Regions from separate parts of the Mus musculus genome. Here regions 2, 3 and 4 are each linked to region 1. Evidence: chromatin loops called from intact Hi-C (ENCODE). Cell type or tissue: left cerebral cortex. All regions are shown on one strand. Region 1 holds the start of Ptpn5 (protein tyrosine phosphatase, non-receptor type 5). Region 2 overlaps Gm39012 (a long non-coding RNA gene). Region 3 has its middle 17 kb from the start of Gm32031. Region 4 overlaps Ptpn5 (protein tyrosine phosphatase, non-receptor type 5).

Region 1 (2,500 bases):
TAAGAAACCGGAGCACCTCTGGGTACACAAAAACGAAGGTTTTAACTACCATAGGAAAACACGAGGAGCAGGCCTGCAATCCTAACTAGGAGAATCACCAAAGACCTCATGGAAGTAGCACATTAAAGAGGTAACGGGAGAAAGGGAAGCCATATGGCTTTCTGGAGCGGAGAGATTAACAATGTGAAGGTCCTGGGGCCTGAGAGGCTGCCATCTTGGTTATGGCCACAGATTGGGAGGAAGGAGTGAAGGGCAGGAAGTGAAGTTAGAGCATTAAAGGACGCCTGCTCATGAAGACCCTCCCAGGCTATAACGGGCGCTTTGGTGAATGCAATGGCCATCGGCTGTGGGAGTTCTGACAAAGGATAGATGCAACCTGGTGCGCATTTCTTTCTTTCTTCCTTTTTTTCCTGGTGCGCTTTTCAAAAGGATCGCTCGGAGTACTCTGTAAAGAAACAGCTGCAGGTGGCCAGGGACGGAAGACTAGTAAAGAGGCTACTGCGGAAATTTAAGCTACAGAGGAGAGCAGTGGCTGGAACCATTCTTTTTAGTAGCCGCGTCCTGCTTCTCATTTTCGCCATGTAAAACTGCTGCGTGTGCGATCCACTCTGCCCCCACAGAGCCTGCAGTGGGGTGAAATGTCAGGAACAAGCCCCGGAGAAGGTAAGATTGGAAAAAATGCCACAACTGGGCAGCCCTTGGAACCCTGGCGCCCACATGAAAGCAAAGCGGATGGGTGCCTGTCCCGCTGCATAAGTCAGGAGAGCTAACCCCGATGGAGAGAGAGGTGTCCACCCGCTCTTGCTCTACAGAGACAGAAAAAGAAGGAGTGGGAAGTAAGGCGCCTCCTCCGAGTCCTGGAACAGGTCCTGAGCTCCCGGGTATGCAGTGCTCCGCGGGTACAGGTGCCAGCTACAGCATCCCCCTGTGCACCAACACTCCCAACCCAGTTCTGACCCCTTTGTCTAGCTTGCCTCTACCCTCATCCATCTGTCTGTCCGTCCTGCTCCAGATAAAATGTGTACAGCCCTAGTGGGGTCCCTCTGGCGGTTGCCGTAGTCGCGCAGCCCCGACCCGGGGCTCCGGAGAGAAGAAAATCATGAATGAAATGGATGCGGCGCTCCCACTCCCCCGCCCTCTCAGTCCAGGCAACCTTGGCATGGGGGCGGCGCCTGTGGGGACTCCGTACAGAGTTGTGGCGGGTGAGGGGGCACTGGAGATGGGATCCCATGTTAAGGGTCTGTGGTCCGCCCCTCTAGAGCCCTAGGCGATGCTGGAGCTCCCCACCCCCACCCCGCCAAGCGGGCGAGCCCTGCGCAATTCCCGGGGAGCGGCGCAAGCCCGTCCGGGGGCGGGGCGGAGCCCGGGCTGGGGGTGCCCAGCAGACCCGGCAGCTGCACCCGCGACTCTGCAGTTCAGGCGCATTTGGTGGGGCGATTGGGCAGGGAGCACGCAAGGAGAGCGGGACTGAGGGCTCCGCGGACAGACCGACAGACGGACGCCCCCGCACACGCAGACGCACCGAGCTCCGCACGGCCCCTGTCACACACAGACAGGGACACACGCAGACACGCACACTCGCGCGCTCACATCCTCCCGCCAGCCTGCTTGTCCGCCGGCGCCTGGAGCCCGCTCTGGCCGGTAAGTGCGGCGCCTTTGTGTGAGAAGCCGGGAGGCATTGGTACGGGGTCCCCTCTGGGGCGGCAGCGAAATTGACATCTCCTCCAATCCACCGAACCCAGGAGCCCGAGTCCGCCCCCGCCACGCCCCCCGTAGGGAGCCCCAAAGACTGGAAGTGGGGTCCCCAATGCAGGGGAGGGGGCTTGTGGTTGGGGACCACGGAAGGAGCGGCCGCCACTCCCCGTGCTCTTGCGTGGTTCCAAGGAGGGATTCAGATAGTGGACCAGGTCTGAGCTTCTGCGGCCCAGGCTGGTGTGCAGCTCTCAGCTGCAGCGCCTCTGAACCCCCAGAGAGGGGTGATGGAAATGGTAGCTAGCCAGCTGGTTGCCAAATTGTGCCTTCCCCGAGACCCTTTAGCCATCCGCCACTGGGTTCCAAAATAGATTCCCGGTGCATTTCCCCTCCCCCCGACATATTGCTTTTTTTTTTTTTTCCTGGAGGAGGCCCAGGCTCCTACAAAGCTTGGGTCAGAATCCTCATCAAGGATCAATTAGAGAGTGAAGTAGCATCTTGGGGCCGGGAAAAAAAAAAACTCATTTGATAGCTTCATTCTCCAGACAGGGAAACTGAGGCCAGTGAGGTGGTAAGGCCAAGGTCACTAGCGAGTTAGTAGCACAGCATGCATCGGAATCTGGGGCGCTTGGTTTTTATACCCATTTTCTCCCCCTACACAATCAGACCTAATCCCCAGGAAACCCCAGAGCCCAGAAATTCACGTGAGTACGCCAGGTGAGTCTTGACAGTGCTGGCCCTTCCCCCAACTGAAGCTGAAGATGCCATTCATTTCCTGTCATCCTTGCTGGTTTAAAAAAAAAAAATG
Region 2 (2,500 bases), 170 kb after region 1:
TCTACACAAGCTTTGGGGTTGCCTGAAGTGACTAAGCCCTTCCATCTCTTCATGAACGAGAGATCTGGGATCCGAAAGGGGTATTGACTCAGACTCTGGCCCTGGCACAAGCCAGTGGCCTACCTGTCACAGAAATGAGACCCAGGAACAACTGTTTGCAAATCATCACAAATGGCCCTCCTGGTCAAAGATGCTAACAAACTGTCACTGGGGCAAAGCCTGTCCATCACCAATGCCAAAATGACACATTACCAGTCTCTCCTCTTAAATGCCCCCAGGATAACCTTTCTGGCCCCTGCTGCCCCAAGCTCAGCTACCCTGCTGGCTGACCTGGACCTCAAGGGGCCTCTGCATGACTGCTCAGACATTTTGGCCCACATCCACAGGACCAGACGAGATCTTCAGGATTTCCCCCTTGACGGATGCAGAGGTAACATGGTTCGCCAAATGCAACAGCTTCATTCAGGATGGACAGAGGTATGCTGGGTCAGTGTGGTCTCAAACACACACACAAGTTGCTTATCATAGAGCTAAGCTCAGTACTGATAGAATTTGCCCTGAGCCTCAGAGCTAGGTCAGTTCATTCCTCTGTTGGATAGAAGCCATCCCACAAAATACTAACAACAGATAAGGTCGCTGAGCCCATGGAAAAGTGAGACACAACTGAACCAAGAACAAGGAAATACCAAACAGGTTCCTGTTGGCTAAGACCAGCTGCCCCGGCTGCTTTGTCAGTCATTGCTGGTTATAGCCTTCCTTTTTCCAAGTGTACCCATCTTACATACAACCTTCACAGGGAAGTTAGTCACTGAAACGTGTCTGCTTCTGATAGCACTAGTCCAGAGTGAGCCCTTTCTTCCTTAGAGCTTCCTCCAGGTGTCCAAATCCTCAAACACTTCAGACACCGTCTCCCTGAGCTGTACTGCTGTCCCTCCCTGTAAGGAGCAGGAGACCTAGTTTCTTCCTTTCTTTTTGTTAAATATTATTTTATGTATGTTAGTACACTGCAGCTGTCTTCAGACACACCAGAAGAGGGCACTGGATCCCATTACAGGTGGTTAGGAGCCACCATGTAGTTGCTGGGAATTGAACTCAGGACTTCTGGAAGAGCAGTCTGTGCTCTTAACTGCCGAGCCATCTCTCTCTCCAGCCCAAAGCCTAGTTTCTTAAGTACAGCTATGTTCCAGCCTCTGGCAGGAAGGTCTTCATAAACCAGAGTCCTAGGAGAAAGCCCCATAGTACAGTGTCCTGACCTCACTCCTTCGGGATTGTCTTGAAGGCAGCTGAAACACCCTGCCTGGCAGCTGGCAGTACAGGTCTGCCACAGAGCTGGGGACCTGATTTCCATCCCCAGCATCCAAAACATTTCTCAGACTAGCCCTAGAGTTTCTGTTTGCCTAAGTCTATATCTTTCATACTAATTGTTTCAATTTAGCCACTCCACAACGTATAAATATTTCAAAATATCAACTATACCAACAAATAGATACAATTTCATATCAACAAATAAGTTCTTCAAAATTCTCTTGTTTATTTACTCATCTTTATTTTATGTGTGTGAGCTGCCTGTATGTGCACCATAAGAGTGCCTAGTGTTGGGGACTGGAGAGATGGCTCAGCCGTTAAGAGCACTGACTGCTCTTCCAGAGGTCCTGAGTTCAATTCCCAGCAACTACATGGTGGCTCACAACCATCAGTAATGGGATCTGATGCCTTCTTCTGGTGTGTCTGAAGATAGCAACAGTGTACTCACATACAATAAATAAATAAATCTTTAAAAAAAAAAAAAAGAGTGCCTGGTGTCAGAAAAGGGTAGGAGAGGGAGGGCACAAGGGCATCAGATCCCCTAAAATTAGAGTTATACATAGCCTTGAGCTGCTATGTGGGAATTGAACCTTGTTCCTGTTCAAGAACAGCAACTGCCCTTAACAGCTAAACCATCTGTCTACCTGCCTGCATTTAACATTTTGCAATTAAATGTGTGTCTATGTGTGTTCATGTGTGTGCACATGCATGTGTATGTGTGTGTGTGTGTATGTGTGTGTGTGTGTGTGTGTGCGCGCGCGCGCGCGTGCACATGAGTGCAGGTGCCCTGGAAGCCCAGAGATGCCCTATACCCCTGGAGCCAGGGTTACAGTTGGCATAACTACTGAGCCATCTCTCTAGCCCCAGGAGTCTGCACTTCTAACAAGTTATTGTGAGTGTTCTATGCCAGAGACAAAGATGGATTTTGCTAGCTATAAAGCTGGAGGAACCTCAACTCAGGGGGTCTCACCTCAGCTGCAGCAGGGATCTTGACTGCTACTGCACAAAGACTTTGAGGAGATATTAGAATGAAAAAGATAGTTCATTAAGCAGAAATACAAGGCACACTTAAAATATTATGTGGCTTAAGGAGAATGAGCTATAAGATTGCTTTTTCAATGTGGTGGTATACTTATTTCTTCATAGAATTCTTCTAAGGTAAGTAATATTATAAGGTGATTTATGAAGACCATAT
Region 3 (2,500 bases), 110 kb after region 1:
TTTACACATGTGCAGGCAAAGCACCCACACATATAAAATAAAAATAAATCTTTTTAAAATTAACACATAAAAGCTCCCCTCCATAGGTGAAAGTTATCTTAAATACCCATTAGGAAATGTTCTTTGACTTTATATGTGTCCCCCCCCCTCTCACAGAGAGAGAGAGAGAGAGAGAGAGAGAGAGCTATTGTACAGGGGTCTACAGCTTGCACCTTATTTTTTCTTTTATTATATTTTATAATTATTTTATTTTGCTTATTCACTTTACATCCAATTCACTGCCCCCCTCCTGGCCACCCCTCCCACAATCTTTCCCCCTACCCCCCTCTTCTTCTCTTCTGAGGGGGGCATCCCCATACTTCCTCTCCCACTGAGACCAGACAAGGCAGCCCAGCTAGAAGAACATATCCCACAGGTAGGCAACAGCTTTGGGACAGCCCCCAATGCAGTTGTTCGGGACCCACATGAAGATCAAAATGCACATCTCCTACACAGTCTTGGGGAGCCCCTTGCTTTTTGAACTACCAAAATACCTTAGAATTCTTCCCTCTTTATCATATAGATCTGCTGACTGAGACTAAAACTAACATATTCAAAAACTAAGAAATTTGCATTTATTCTGGGATACTTGAATCCTGGAAAGCACAAATTCAAGCAGCCTTAAAAGTGCCCTCCAGGGTCCTACAGAGTGGCAGCTGTGTTTATGGCTTTGGATGCCAAGGAACAAGACCAGTTCTGGGGAAAGCGAGATTATCTTGTGAGAAGGGGATTAAGCAGGTCTCAGTGCCTGGGCAGATGGGAGTAAGGGGTCGGCTATAGGCGAGATAGGTGAGAAGTGAAGATGCATCGGGAAATGATCCTGGCTCAGCCCACAGAGCAGCCTGAATGTGGGTGGGAGGTCACGCCAAGTTCAAAGTTTAAATGTGGAAGTGTCTGAGCACTTATTAACAATGACCTCCTGACTCCATGTTGAGTGCCCTGAGCCAGCGCTGCCCCATTTTGACTTATACTCCTTGCCAAGTCTGCATCGTTCTCTAAGGCACGGCAGGATTCTATAATTATACTTCTACCGTGGAGTACGTCATCACTAATTCACCCAGCTGCCCTTGGGTAGATGACTGGGTTGCCTGCTTTGTTTTTGTCTGGTACAGACTGCATGAATATTTATCTGTATGCCTCTGAGAATAAAGACGAGGAACTTTGCTGAATAAAACTTTGGGTTTCACCAATTTCCTTAATTAAAGGCTATATATTTTTCTGGCTTTGGGGTGGTGTGTGTGTGTGTGTGTGTGCGCGCGCGCGCGCACATAAGCAGGTGTGAATGATGTAGGGCAGAGGTCACCTGTGGGTATCATTCCTCAGGATACTGCTGTCCACCTCATCTGTCACTGGCCTGGGCAGGGATTAACTGATTTGGCTAAGCCAGCAAGCCTGAGGGGTCCACCTATCTCCACCTGTCCAGTGCTGGACTCAGCCGCCATACCTGTCTTTCTTTTTTTTAACATGTTTTTATTAATTCTTTGAGAGTTTCATACACACATACAGTGTGGATAATTTAATCACCTTTACTCGCCCCACCCTCTCTGTAACTCTGTAAGATCCACCCTCCCACCTCCTCACCCACTCCCAGCCTCATGTCTCATGATCTCTCTATTTCCCTCCAGTCTATGCTGGAGGTACATACACGCCATACACTCGTGGGTCATGGTCAACCTGACCAGAATCCTAAAGAAAACTGACCCTTCCTTCCTCAGAAGCTGCTGTCAACTGTCAATAGCTCCTCAGCCTAGGGCCGGGGACCCCAAAACGCCTACTTATGCTGGAACGTTAACAGACATGATCATGTTCAGACAACCACAGTTGCTGTGAGCTTGTGGGTGCTGCTGCATTGTTTCCTCTGTCCTCCTGACCTCCGGCTCCTATAGCCCGTCCCCTCTTACCATGACAGTCCCTGAGCCTTGGGGGGAGGCATTGTATAGATATGGCATTTATGGCTCTTGGCTCCACACTTCCTCTCTGTACTTTGACCAGTGTAAGTGTCTGCTTTAGCCACCATCCACTCATGCCTGGCTTTTGAAGGTTGGTTCCAAGGATTGGACTTGGGTCCCCAAAGCAAGCCCTTTACTGTCTGAGGCAGCGAGCTCCTCCGATCAGGTTTGACATCATTCCAAAGACGACGGATGCTGCTGTGTGCACTCGCTCTGCCTCACTCTTCCAACACTGTGATGAATTGTGCTTGATATTTTAACCTCCACAAATCTGAGATAGAAACAATTCATTGTGCTTTTACTTTCCTAAACTAGTAATGTGTGGGACAAAGCACCTTTTCATACTAACTATACAGCGTTCATTATGCACACTTATATCATGTATACATTGGTTTTCTGTGAGTTGCCACTGTCTTTTATTACATGAATTTGAGGATGTGTGTGTGTGTGTGTGTGTATGATATATATTCACTGTAGCTGTCTTCAGATGCACCAGAAGAGAGCATCAGATC
Region 4 (2,500 bases), 51 kb after region 1:
TAATTGAATCTCCATTGTTTAAAAAAAAAAAAAAAAAGAGAAAGAGCTCAAGTGAGGAATCGAGTTTTATCCCAATAAATAAGTCCAGGTGTGGTATATGCATGCAGCCTTATCCCCAGTGCTCGGGAAGCCAAGAGACAGACAGACCTAGGCCTCACTGAACTTACATGGTGAGTTCCAGGCCCACGAGAGATCCTGTCCAAAAAACCAAAGTGGACTGCCCATGAGGAACAACACCTGAAGTTAAACTCTGACCTTTACACACAAGCACACAGACACACACACACACACACACATTATCCTATAAGATGGTATCATTTTCATTTTTCAAATGGGAGAAACTGAGGCTCAGAAATGAGAAGTAGGTCACAAGTTATGAAGTCAAGATTTCGACGCAGACTTCTAAAACGAAGCCTGTCGTCCTTGTAGACCCCAGCGGAGCAGGAAGGGATGTGGAAGAGGAGTGGGAATGTAACCCAGCCTGATCTTGGTCCTTGCAGAAGTGCACAGAATACTGGCCAGAAGAGCAGGTGGTCCATGACGGCGTGGAGATCACCGTGCAGAAAGTCATCCACACGGAGGACTACCGGCTGCGACTCATCTCCCTCAGGGTGAGGCATGGACCTAAACAGGAAAGGGATGTTGGGGAGGCTTAGTTGAGACCCCCACCTGAAAACAGTACTGAAAGGCCTACTGTAGGTGACACATCGACCCACGGCACTCCCAGCACGTACTGTTAAACAAGGGTCAATAGACTCAGACGCTAAGCCTTGCTTGCATGTGCCCTACGCCCTTTCTGTGCACTGCCGACCATAGCAGCTCTCCTCCACATCTTCCCAAGGCCAGCACTACCTGGGCAAGGAGGCTTCAAGGGCTTCCAGCATTGTCCTTATCGTAACTGAGAGTTCCTTTACGAGTTTGAGTGACAGTAATGTCCCTTCCACTGGGGTGCTGGCTTCCAGTCTGATGCACCCAAAATGTCCACCAGCAGAGGGCAGGCACTCCTTGCTGCTTTAGGACACACAGTCATGGTTACAGGAAATGGCAGGAAAAAAAGGAAAATGCACAAAATATGAGCAACACGAAGCAGCCCAGAAGGGTGGGGAAAGGGCATCCTCCTGCTGGAAAGTTGTGCCGTGTCCGGGATAAGCAGAAGAGGAGGGCTGCTCCTTTGGGGGCATCAAAAGATTCTGGTTTGGAGAAGCAGTGGGATGTATTTGTGGAGGTGAAGTCCCCTGTGATAACCCAGAAAGGTAGAGAAGTTAAGTCAAGCACCAGGAAGCTGATGCCCAATTCAGAAACAGCCTGATGCTGATGCTAACAGCCATGGGGTTCCGCCACAGAAAAGAGCTCAGGGCCTGACATTTGTCCCTCTGAGCGCCTCTGTCTCTCACTGGATGCAGTGCTGGGCAAGATGCCAGGGTGCCTTAGCCCCCACACTGTCATGGGGACAGTGTCCATATGAGCATCTAACACCAAGACTTCCTGAAAACCTTGAAAGCCGGGGGGGGGGGGGGCAGCTGCTGTCACAGCAGAGTGACCCAAGGACATGAGGAACCATCTCCCAAGTAGAGAGGCTAGGAGACAGGCTAGAGAAGAACCAGGGTGTCTGGGTTTGAGGGTGTTTCCAAGCACCTGCTTTGTGGTTCCGGGTCGAGTACCGGGGGCATAATTGTGTCCTGGATTGTTTCTTCAAGGAGCACCTGTAAGATGGTAAACACCAAGTAGTACAGGCAAGAATACAGAAGGGCAGTATGCCAGATGGCGTGCTCTGGGGTGAGGTGCCTGGCAGTGCTGTATGGGGTCCTGGAGGACTGGTAAGGGGTGACTAGTAGGGGACAAATGGAAAAGCTTTCCCATACATAGAAGGAGCAGCTGTGCATGCAAGCACACGTTGCCTGGATTGTGTCCTCCCAGGGCAGGAAGGATGATGGAGTGAGGAAACTTCCTGGGGTCTCTAAGGATATGAATCACATCAAAGGGGTGAACTCCTGCCCCATCTTCAAATTCTCACACAATGGAAAGGAGGTTTCAACATACGAAGTTGGGGGAGGAAGCCACCGCATTCAGTCCACAGTAAAGGGTTTCTTGGTTTGGTGTGGGATTAGAGGCCAGAACTCTCTTACTGAACTACATTCCCAGCCCTTTTTTCACTCTTTTGTTTGTTTTGAGACAGTCTCACTAAGTTTCCAAGGCTGGCCTAGAACTTGCACTGCAGACCATGCAGGGCTTGAGATTGTGATCTTTCTGCCTCAGGCTTCCAAGTAGCTAGAATTACAGGCCTGAACCATCAGACCAAGCCAGGTCTTAAACACAGCGCAGGGTATCCAGATTCGTGCTGGGGAAGGATCATGTTGATGCTATGGGTCTTTGATAGTCAGGGAGGAAGAAGGTTGGATCTTCCCACCATGGGATGGTAGAGCAGAGAGGAGGCTGACAGCAGCTAATGAGGACAGTGGGGTGGGCAGACAGAGCATAGTACCTGTGTTCTTGGTCATGT

Evidence for each region. Peaks named below come from ENCODE experiments on the same cell type or tissue, not always from the same donor. Only the 100,000 strongest peaks of a DNase experiment are listed, where the experiment ranks them.
Region 2: it touches region 1 in a loop (3-fold over the local background); 11 of 42 quality-filtered maps call a loop at or near these places.
Region 3: it touches region 1 in a loop (8-fold over the local background); 28 of 42 quality-filtered maps call a loop at or near these places.
Region 4: a loop joins it to region 1, with 2.3 times the contacts of the local background. A loop is called at or near these places in 18 of 42 quality-filtered maps.

The regions. Positions count from the first base shown.
Region 1 is chr7:47,131,419-47,133,918 of GRCm38, reverse strand. Ptpn5 (protein tyrosine phosphatase, non-receptor type 5) reads left to right here and starts at 1,321. Exons shown (of 14, transcript NM_001163565.1): 1 at 1,321-1,641. In left cerebral cortex, a CTCF peak has its summit at 1,058; DNase peaks (open chromatin) are centred at 547, 900, 1,067 and 1,446; H3K4me3 peaks cover 2,282 bases; H3K27ac peaks cover 2,500 bases.
Region 2 is chr7:46,959,372-46,961,871 of GRCm38, reverse strand. The region is part of intron 1 of Gm39012 (a long non-coding RNA gene); the gene reads right to left. Among named protein-coding and RNA genes, the nearest start is that of Uevld, 2.1 kb to the right of the region's middle. In left cerebral cortex, a CTCF peak has its summit at 1,025 (motif pointing right); no DNase peak of the experiment used is centred here.
Region 3 is chr7:47,024,112-47,026,611 of GRCm38, reverse strand. No RefSeq gene overlaps it. Among named protein-coding and RNA genes, the nearest start is that of Gm32031, 17 kb to the right of the region's middle. In left cerebral cortex, no CTCF peak of the experiment used is centred here; no DNase peak of the experiment used is centred here.
Region 4 is chr7:47,079,974-47,082,473 of GRCm38, reverse strand. Ptpn5 (protein tyrosine phosphatase, non-receptor type 5) reads left to right here. Exons shown (of 14, transcript NM_001163565.1): 11 at 501-611. Among named protein-coding and RNA genes, the nearest start is that of Mir7056, 2.0 kb to the left of the region's middle. In left cerebral cortex, a CTCF peak has its summit at 994 (motif pointing right); a DNase peak (open chromatin) is centred at 984.